Regions from separate parts of the Homo sapiens genome. Here region 2 is linked to region 1. The links are chromatin loops, found by intact Hi-C in ENCODE. Cell type or tissue: natural killer cell. All regions are shown on one strand. Each heading gives the region's core, and the rest is flanking DNA. Links, peaks and the distances in the headings are about the cores only.

Region 1 (5,374 bases), core at 281-5,280:
AATCACTGCAGATATTAAGATTCCAACAGATGTACAGGCAAAGGCTCTGAACAGAAGATTCATAAACAGAAAATAAACCTGTTAACAAACATGTGGAAAATTTCTTTGTGTCTATAGAAATTAAAATTACATCAAGAGCAACATATATCAAAGACTATGATTCATATATTATTTGGTTTATTTATTTTTGAGAAATATGTTGATTCTTTTTGAGGAAATATATTTAAAGTAAATAAGAATTGCCATGAACATAGATTTAGCTACAATAATGTTTATTACAGTACTATTTACAATATTGATGAATCAGATATTACCCAAATGTTTAACATAGAGTATTAGTAAGGTAAACTACATTAAAAAAATTACATTAATTGGAACTCCTGTACAATCATTAAAAATTATGTTGTAGAAGAAGAAGAATTCTTATGAGGTGGAAAGAATGAAGTGGGAAGATGTTTACATTTCGAGTGAAAAAAAAAAGCCAAAAAAAAATTTACTGGTTCTATTACACTAGCTCTTTCCCCTGCGTCTCCACTGTGGACACACAGGCATTGAGCTTCTGTCTACTGTCTCCTTTCTCTTCTCCCCATTTTCCTTTGGAAGCCATTCCTGTCTTTCATCCTAGTAAGGAGGAAATAGGCTCGCATTAGAAAAGTGGAAAAATGAAAACAAGAAGGGTGTACAACTCTGTTCTGGTTAACTTTTTTATTGGGGAAAAAGTATTGCCACTATTAAAAATTCGAAGTCAGAAAGTGTATATGATGAAAAGTCTCTCTACCTCGTCCTAGGCTCTTTAATCAGTTTCTCTTATCTCTTTCCAGACATACTTTTTAGAAAGACGTTTACCAAAAGCAACAAAGAAACAAATGAAACACAAGATAATAAAAAGAAAAGAAGGCAGGGAGGAAAAAGACGGAGGGAGAGATGGGAAAAGAGGAAAGGAAGAAAGAGTAGAAGAAATAAAGAAAAGGGTGCCAGGGGAAAAATTCAAATAAGTTTATTCTGTAAGGGCTCTAAACAGCCAATGTTTATTTTAGAATATATGTTAAACATTTAGATCCTTCAGCAACCTGCTACTAACTTAAAAACCCTATTAAATTAATATTAAATTTACAAGTATTTTTAAAATAAATAAACCAGGATCAGAAGTAAGGAGCCTTTTTACTTGAGATGCCTTAAGGAATAGTCACCCACACCCAAATTAGGATGCCGGTCCAACAAACATTAATAAACCTACAGTAACGACGGAGTTGGGGAGGTGAAATTATGACTGTGTTGGACAGGCAATTTTGAGAGAAAGAGAGCAGTGGAGGTTTAGACATTAGAAATGCCCTAGCCTGTATTTACCCCCATCGGAGAATCGGCCTAGGACAGAAATACCAAATGACAGTCACCAGGAGGACACACTAAATTTGCTTTCTGGCATCATCTTCAAATATTTGGGATGGGACCACAGATCCTGACTCTCCTTAATGGCCATTTTGGATTGATTTGCCATGAATGGACTGGCTTAAATTTACTACTTGAAGTAAGCCTAACAATAATTATTAATGGGTCCAGGAGGAAGAGATCACTCAATACAAGTAGTCCACAAAAACACGCCTGAGCCCCTTAGTTCAGGGTAGGTCGATGTTTTTGGTGTGCTCTTTCTCTGGGGCTCCTTTTTCCATGATGCAAATGTGGAGCATGCAAAGGATATATACTCAAGAGACGAGGCTTAATAAAATTGTGTTGGTCATTAAAGACATTCTTAAGTAAACAGAAATATTTTTGTGTGTAATTCAGCTTGGTAGCCCCAAAATAATAACCAATTTGTTTATGAATAACTTATGTATAAGTGAATGTATAATTAGTTCATGATTTTTTTCTTAACACATTAAAAAAATTATTGACCACTCTCCATGTGAATGACACCTTGCTAGATGCAGTAACAAACCACAAGAGCAGAGCTCTGGCGTTTATAGCTTTTATCTCATTCATTAATTCTGCAAATACTTACTGAGCACCTTCTATGTGCAGGCTCTAAGTTAGAAACTGGGGCTATAATAGTCGGCAGACCCTGTCCCTACCCTACAAAAGTTCAAGGCTCTTCTTCTGACATAGGCAAAGAAAGTGTTATTAATATTCTCATTATGAGATGAGGAAATTGAGGCATTCCCATTCCAATATTCAGTTCTGGAACAGGACTGGAGCCCAGTTTTTCTCTCCTGAGGTCTAAATACTTGGCACACTGCACTCCACGGCTCTCAGAACTTTTCCCATAATAATGAGACAAAGGAGCTTTAAGAAGACATTTCCCAGTCCCCCTCCCCATGGGCTTCTGCCCCCATCTTTAAAACTGGGGGAAATGATTTTTGTCCTTGTTCCTATTTTAGAAGCAGCAGCACAACCTTAGACTATTATTATAATTATTAACACCGGTAGCATTATAAAAAATAAATAATTTGCTAAGCTCTTTAAATCCACCTTTCCCTAGAGTTGAGTAAATGGAAAATAAGCTATAAAGACATTTTTTTCCCTATAAAAAGATCAGACATCAAGGCATTCAGATAACAATGCTAGATCTGGATTGGTCCTCAGGGAACTCTTAAGTTCACCTGCCTTTCATGACATCTGAATCCTTTGCACAGAAACAGAGACAAGAGAGAAGGGCTGTTTTTCCTGAGAGCATTTTCTTATTTCTTCACTCATTGCAGCTGTTAACAGCAGCTGGTTTCTTGAGTGTGCTGAAATGCCCACTGCCGTGTAAACACTCTCTCTAACACCCTGCATTACTCATAGTTTGAAAATCACTTTGACTTCTGAAACATAATTATGTTAATGTCAGATGAGTCAGCAGGGGGACAGCATGCTGCTCCTACGGCAGCTGCACCTCCTGCCAACCTCTGAACGTCTCAGTGCCTGGGGCTTCAAAAAAAAAAAGAAAAAAGAGAGAAAGAAAGAAAAAGAAAACCCCTTTCTGTGGGCGGGAAGAGAAATTATATTTATGGCTCAAAGAACAGCTTCAAAGAAGTGGCCAATTTCGCTTTCGCTGCAACATGAAAGGAAGAGTTAAGTAAAATCGCTACCCCTAGGTTAATCTGTTTATGTGAAGAATAAACAGGAATTTGGAGACTTTCTCTAGGGAATCTGTGACTTTCCCTCAGAGATGGCTCGAGACAGGTCACTCTGGTCACTGTTCAGTTGTGATCCATTACTCGCCGTACGAGGTTTTACTTTCCCAGGAAGTGATGCCAAGCAGTGCAGGAGGTGCATCCTCTTGGGCACCAATAGGAACCAGGAGGCTGCTCAATTTTCAGGGGTCCCCAGACCCTGGATGGGCTTCCCAGCGCGTGCTTTGCTCCAGCAGCATGACCCCCTCAGACACTTTTGTGAGCTGTTTTCAGCGTCATTTATAACCTCTCAACTGTTTCCCCTTCCTCGGCTGCTGGGAAAGGAACAGGAACTGAGCAGGACAGGGCAGGAGGTTTCTATGGCACAGCTGACCGTGACCTCCACCCCCTCTATGCCCTGGTCACAGTTCAACCTGCCAGTAACCCCAAACATCACCCCTCAGCCTGCCTTACCCCACCTGCCCTGTCCAAACTCAGGGTGTTGCTTTACATCCACATTGTGCCTCTGAAAAGGCTCTCAGCTTCATCCTCACTGATGTCTCATAATAACCCATATTTTATAAATGGGAAAATTGAGTTTCAGAGAAGGGGTGTCCTTGTCCAAGGTCGCACAGCAAATGGCAGAGCCAGACACTCAAACTTGTGCCCTTTCTGGTGTGCCAACAACAGAACCACAGATCCACACTTAAAGGACAGAAGAGGACTAGTGGGGCTGGAAGAACCCCAAGTGCACATGTTTTTACAGATGAGAGGAGTAACCAAAACTTAAAGAGAAACAATGACTTGCCCAAGGTCACACAGCTTTTACTTGGCAGAACCAGCTGCCAAACAAGATCTCCTGACCCTCACTCCAGGGCTTTTCCTCTCTAACCTCTTTACTTCCTCACTCTGGACTTATTCCAGTTTAAACACAGGAAGAACCAGCTCTCCCCATATCCAGCCCATATCCAGTTAACCTATCCATGTTACACTGCTGATACAAAGCATTCTATTCCCAAAACACAAGGGCCCCAGAACAGGCAGGAATGTCAAGGAGGAGAACACACTAGAAGGAAGGGGTTAACCAACTCCAATGGCTTCCCATTATGAGTAATCAATGCCCTACATTGACTACAGCACTGACTAGTGGTATCCCCAAACCACGGTTTCATCCTGGATGAGACCGAGATGGCATCGCTGCCTCACTGGGATGCCACAGGTCGTCCCACAGGTGTTATGTAACCTGCAGAGGGGTCAGTAAAAAACTTAATCCAACCTAGAGATTCTGCAGCACCCTAACTCCAGGACTTTTCGATCCCTATCCCTCAGATCACTTCATTGGGTACCATATGCACCGAACTGCTCACTTTCCCACCCCTCTTCTGGGTGGCACCCACCCAGCAGGGCCACAGTGGGTACTCCCCCAACTGGAGGCTTCCTGACCAAACACCTTTCTCCTGTAACATTTTTCCCACTTAGCCCCAAAGCCAGAGAAAAAGTCAAGACTCACATTTTGGGGCAAGGTGCTGAAAATCCTTAGGAAACAGCAGAGCATCCTATATAGAGGAGGATTTCTCTTCTTGTCACATCTTCCCATCTGATCCCATCCAATTTATCCTCAAGGCATGGTTGGTCAACTGAAGCTAACCCCACCTCCGCCCCACAAAGCAACCAACAGCTGTTACTATATTGAGTGGCCATATGATGTCATATCATAGGTGACTAACCCACCGAGGCTTCCCTTCGAGCCATCATCTAAATATGACAGCCTTCCATCATCCTGACCTTTTCACGGGAGAAAGCTGAGTGAGGGGCTTGACACTGATCTGGGGCTCCAGTGCATGTCTGGCCTTCTGTAGCCAGCACCTCTGGGGACACACATGAGCAACTGAGGACACACATGCCCCCATGCACAGATTCCTTTCCTAGTAGAAGACACTTTCACCTAGTAGAAGACAGCTTTCTTCCCCTGGCTGACTTTGAAAATAGTAGCCATCAGAAGAGATAAGAATCACAGTCATAGGGAGGAACGGGGAGGCCTGTATATATTTACCATGCTGTATATCCAGGTGCTGGATTAGATTCTTTACATACAGTTTTGCATTTAGTTCTCAAAACACTCTGAGGAAGGCATTACAATCTCTATAAAGTTAGAGAAACTAAGATTAGAGGGGTAAGTAACTTTCCCCAGGTTACAGGGCTTGGCTCAGATTCCAGCCCAAATCTATGTGACGCTACAGCGGAATGAACTCTACAGAAAGGTGTTACCACATCACTTGGCT
Region 2 (5,374 bases), core at 117-5,116, 63 kb before region 1:
TGACAAAGATATGAAACAACCAGAACTCTCATATATGCCTGGTGGCAGTGTAAAATGGCATAGCCACTTTAGGAAATAGCTTGGTAGTATCCACTAAAGCTGAAAATATGCATATATTCAATTGTATTCTTAAGTATATATCCTACAAAAATTTATGAGCGTTTTAACCAAAAGATCTGTGTACAAATGTCCATAGCAGTAATCTTTTCTTTTTTTTTTTTTTTTTTTTTTTTTTTTGCTCCAGTCAAGGGAGAAGCAGTGATGTTTTAGTATCCAGAAAGTGGAAATAACCCAAATGCCCATCAACAGCAGAATGAAATTGTACTATATTCACACCATGGAATATTGTATAGCAAAGAGAATGAATGAACTATTAACAGAAAAGACATGGACAAATCTCATAAACATGATGCTGAAAGAAACCACAGTCAAAAAAGTACATTATTTTGTGATTCCATTTATATATAGTGGGAAAAGGAAGCAACATTAATTTATGGTGTTAGAAGTTAGGATAGTGGTTACCCTTAGGGGTAGTGACTGAAAGAGAACATGAGAGGGGTATTGGGGGTACCGTGATGTTTTGGTTCTTCATCTGGGTGCTAGTTGCATGGGGTTGCTCACTTTATGAAATACCATTGAGTGGTATGCTTTTGACCTGTGCACTGCTCTGCATGTGTGATATACTTCAAAATGAAACATTAAGATACAGGAGGAAGGACATAGTCTCAAAGCAAAGGACAGTTTTTTTGTTGTTGTTTGTTTGTTTGTTTTATTTTGTTTTGAGACAGAGTCTTGCTCTGTTGCCCAGGCTGGAGTGCAGTGGCGGGATCTCGGCTCACTGCAACCTCTGCCTCCCAAATTCAAGCAATTCTCCTGCCTCAGCCTCCCGAGTAGCTGGGATTACAGGCGTGCACCACCAGACCGGCTAATTTTTGTATTTTCAGTAGAGACAGGGTTTCACCATGTTGGCCAGGCTGGTCTTGAACTCCTGACCTCAGGTGATCTGCCTGCCTCAGCCTCCCAAAGTTCTGGGATTACAGATGTGAGCCACCATGCCCAGCCAGAACAAGTCTTTAAAAACTAAATTTAACTTTATGAACAGTTTTACGAAAAATGTACTATATTTGTCCACATTTTCCTCATCTCTCCTTGAAGCAGTGTAAATTGCTTTAAGACAGGGTTCTGGGGCTATGCCAATGTCAGTGGGAAAAGAAAACAGGGGTGACAAGACTGGCATCAACTGATGCTGTGAGGAACAGGCCAGCTCTTTAAGGAAGGTGCCTCTCATCTGCTCCTGGCTTCTGTGCTCATAGTTCACACTCACGGTGTTGTGTGCATGTCTAGGAAGATGCTTCCCAACCTTTTGCAGACCATGGCATACGCAGAAAATGACAACATCGGAATGGCACACTGGCATACCAGTTGGGGATCCTTGCAGTCAATGCTGACTGGACTCATCCTTCAGCCGCCCCCAAGAAGAGAGAGATCAATACCTTGGCACATCTGTGGGAAAGCTCCCATTAGAGAGTGTGGGGAAGACACAGGCCTCCACAACACATTTCAGGTTCTCTAAACTGGCAAAGGGGAAGAGTCTGGGCTTCCTTTGCCCTTTTGTTCTCAAAGAGCCCAGCTGTGCACACCCCTCACCCCTGCACTATAGCTCCCATTTGGGTAGTGAAAAATCACAGGACTCAGGGGAGTTATGCAGCATTCGGGAATGGAGACCTGGAAAGCCACACACTCCTCCTTGCTTTCCTGTGAGCCTCTCTTCTTGCTGTCCCCTTTACAACCAACAGTCCCTGCAGGGGGAAGACACTCTGCTTTAGTCAGTTCCACCTCCCTTCCAGATCTCATCCTCCTTTCAGCCTAATTTTCCTCACACTGTCATGCTCCTTCCCACTGCTCGCCCCCCACCCCCTACTCTCCTCCAGCACATCACACATTGCGCCTGGGCACACTGAGCTTGTCTGCCATCTATGAAGAGGCCCATGTCACCCAAGCCCTTCTCTTTCCCTGTCATGCCATAGCCTCTTCCAGGAGCGCTCAGCCTGCTGTTTCTGCTCAGACCTCCCCTCCTCTGCAAAGCCTCCTTCTGCGTGCTGCCCGAGAGCCATCCCCCACTTGGGTTTGTGTTACTGCTGTGTATGGCAGCATCTTCACTGTGCCTGATTTCCCGTCTTGGCCCATCGTAGGTGCTCAACAATTGTTTCTCAAATGACCAGCGCCTGCAGAGGGACCCTGACATGAACTCCACCCCACCCCGACTCTTGGCAGTTACTCACTGTCCCCTTGAGTCGGGATCCCAGCCCCTCAGGGGACCTGTCTTGCAGCCATTCCACGCTCTGTCACCCCACTGCCAGGAGACTAGAGCCACACTGCCTGGATGACGCTCATCTTTACCAGCTCGCAGCTCTGCCAGCTGCCTGCTCAGGGGTGGCCGCCAGCTGAGGGATTGAGCTGATTATAGGTGAATCAGCACCAGGCTGATTGTGGTGTGAAAAAGGGGAAGGGTGACTGTGTCTTAGCCTCAATCCTGGCTCCCCTCCTTCCAGCCCTGACCTGCAGTAACAGCACAGGGCCACCAGAGGCTCTATTGGGCGACTCATGCCCCGCGGAGAAAGGCCCAGTAGGAGAGCATCTGACCCAGTTCCCAGCAGATGAGAAAGGAAGAAGAGTTCAGGAGGCTTCTACTCTCAGAGGTCTCCAGCACTGAAACCCCGCAGCCGCACCTGGCTGCCTTATCCTTGTGTTTTGCCCCTCATGGGTCTAGAAGCTGTTGTGTTACACCTTAACATCTTCCTCCTTGCTTGCCATGAGCCCCTCTGCTTGCAGCCCCCTTTACAGAACAACAGTCATGGTAGAGGGAAGATGTCTCCACTTTTGTCAGTTCTGCCTCCTTTAGGAGAGTGTCAGGCCTAACCCATGTGTGCTCTGTCTTTCAGGGCATGGAAAAGACTATTGTCCTGTTTCGTCTTTTCAACACCTCTTGACTCTCTCCCCCTGGTTTCCTAACAGCCAGCTAGGTTCAGGGCCTCCCATCTCTGGCCAGGATTAGTGCAATGGCTTTCTGAAGGGTCCCAGGCTCCAGGGAGCCCCTTGCCCATCAAGTCTCTACCCTGGAGCCAGACAGCCCTTACTTCCATCAGACATCAGCCTCCAGTGGCTCCGAAAGGCCAGGCATCCACACAGCACCCCACGGCCCCAAGAACTGGCTGCTTGATTTTCCTGCCCTGTGTCCCTCCTCTCCTTGGCCCTCTACCCAGCAATCACCCCAAAACACTGTGATGTTTCAAGCCTTTGTACTTTGCACACATTCTTCTCCATGGCCTAATTCCCTCTCTCCACCCCTCACTCCACACCTCCTCCACCTTTACCCTTTCTCCCCATTCTTTCTTCACCGGGCACAGCCCTACTTATCCTTCAAAACTGCCACTTCCTCTGCGAAGCCTTTCCTGACCCGTGTCCCAGAATCCCTCCTCTGAACAAATCCTGTTCCCTAAACATGCATCTCTCATTGTATCTGTCACTCAAGGGTTGCAATAATTACACACACGCCTGTCCTTTGTCCTCCACTGGCTCTGTACCTCCATGTGGGACCCATGGCCAGCACACATTGGTGGTGCCCGAAAGCTGTTGCACTGGAGTTGTTCCTTCTGCCCCATCACCTCCCACCTTGAACAAGTCCTTTAGATGACCTGAACTCCAGTTTGTTGATCTGCAAAATGGAGAGATGTGAGAATCAGAAGAGAACACGTAATGAAAGGGTGTTATAAACTGCTAAGGGCTGTACAAATGTTTGTATTGCATTTTTGTCTTCCAGACTAGTGTTTACCTACACTTGCCTGTGTGGAAATCAGAAGATTAAAGGAATGCGATGTGATCTTTTTGTAATTTCCCCACTTGGGTCAAGGGAAAAGCTGGTCAAGAGTAAACCATTAATTCATCCCCCTGCAGGCCCCCCAATCTTCCCTAGAATTCTGGGTTAATGATTCTGAGGTTGTTTTCCTCACAGAGCCAATTCATATCTAATCTTTGGCATGTTCCCCCCTTTATTAAGAATAACTTGACTCACCCCATTAATTCCTCATCCTGGGGTCACGAGCCTTGTTTTGCAGAAGGAAATGGTGGCTGTGTGTATGTCTTGGGCCTTCTTTCTTTCTCAAACCCCTTTCTTTCATGGATTCATGCCTACAATTCCCTCTGTGGACAGAAGAGACCTCTCCTTACCTGCATAATGAAATGTGTGACTTTTCTCAAAAGTAGCTTTAGGAATTAACTGTGGAGGTCCAAGTAGCAAGGATGCTGTGACCTAACTCGTTACCCCCTCACGTGTGGTTTGGAATCCCAGCAGAAAAAATTTCCTGAAGATCTGGTACGGAGAAACCATTCTGGGCCTGGCTTTTAAATGTTTTATTAGCAGCTGGGCGAGGACTGGGCTGCAAAGAGATGCAGCCCCCGTCAGAAGCGATCCCTGTTGGGGAGCAAGGCCTGGAATTCCAGGAGGGAGGTCTGTTTATAGCTGAGGCAGAGGCTGGGGAGCGAAGCCTGGGAGCCAGACATGGCTTAAGGGTGGTCTGGACACTCTTGAGATAAGGCCAACTAAGGACTATGAGCTCATTGAAGTTCCAAAGCCAACTCACAGCAGCTCACCACCAGACATGTCCCCTGCCCCCACATTCCCTCCTCTCAATCCAGGAATTTTGGTGCTCATCTCTATAAAGTTTTAGACCATGGTGGTAGGAACCTGGTAAGTCTCAGGTTCTTGCATTGCCCGATTCTCCTTGGATTTGCTGGGTTTGCCTCCTTCCCATGTCTCAGACAGGGCTTTGCATAAAGAAGTGGGCTGGTAGATCTGCAAAGGTCCCTCTGTGTGACTGGAGCAAGTTACCCTCTTGAGCCTCAGTGTCCTCTTCTGTAAAATAGGGATATCATTCTTTCTTTCCCAAGGCTTTTGGTAATAATGTCATTCTCATGTGATTCTTAACAAAATGGGCCTTTCAGACTTAGATCACTTTTGTGCATGCATAAAAATGAAAGCATTGAGGAGAAGGAATTGGTGAATATATGTCTGGAGCAATAACTTCATCAGAACTGCCACGGTGGTTGTAGGACCATTCTGATTCCAGAGGTATTAAAATGCAAAACACAATGTTGAAATGCAAAACCCAACAAAATAATAAACAGCCTTGTACCTACCGCCTCCCTTAAGAACTAAAACAATTCCCAACACCACTGAAAGACTGTGTTCACCTCCTTGATCCAATCTCTTGCCTTTCCACCCCAGAGAAAACCACTGTCCTGAATTTTTTCCCACTCCCTTGGTTTTGTTTTACCAAACATGTATCCAATATGTAACATATTATTTGTATTTGAT

What was found. A loop is a pair of places that touch in the nucleus more often than their neighbours do. Peaks named below come from ENCODE experiments on the same cell type or tissue, not always from the same donor. Only the 100,000 strongest peaks of a DNase experiment are listed, where the experiment ranks them.
Region 2: a loop joins it to region 1, with 5 times the contacts of the local background. A loop is called at or near these places in 6 of 110 quality-filtered maps.

What each region holds. Positions count from the first base shown.
Region 1 is chr1:212,564,712-212,570,085 of GRCh38, reverse strand. It overlaps a transcript of ATF3 not described here. Among named protein-coding and RNA genes, the nearest start is that of LINC01740, 22 kb to the right of the region's middle. RefSeq lists enhancers at 669-838, 2,578-2,627, 3,078-3,187. In natural killer cell, for the core only: no CTCF peak of the experiment used is centred there; a DNase peak (open chromatin) is centred at 2,825; H3K4me3 peaks cover 910 bases; H3K27ac peaks cover 891 bases.
Region 2 is chr1:212,627,434-212,632,807 of GRCh38, reverse strand. It overlaps LINC02773 (long intergenic non-protein coding RNA 2773), which reads left to right. Exons shown (of 4, transcript NR_183483.1): 3 at 245-436; 4 at 1,345-3,880. Among named protein-coding and RNA genes, the nearest start is that of GARIN4, 5.6 kb to the right of the region's middle. RefSeq lists an enhancer at 1,767-2,298. In natural killer cell, for the core only: CTCF peaks have their summits at 2,351 and 2,551; a DNase peak (open chromatin) is centred at 2,597.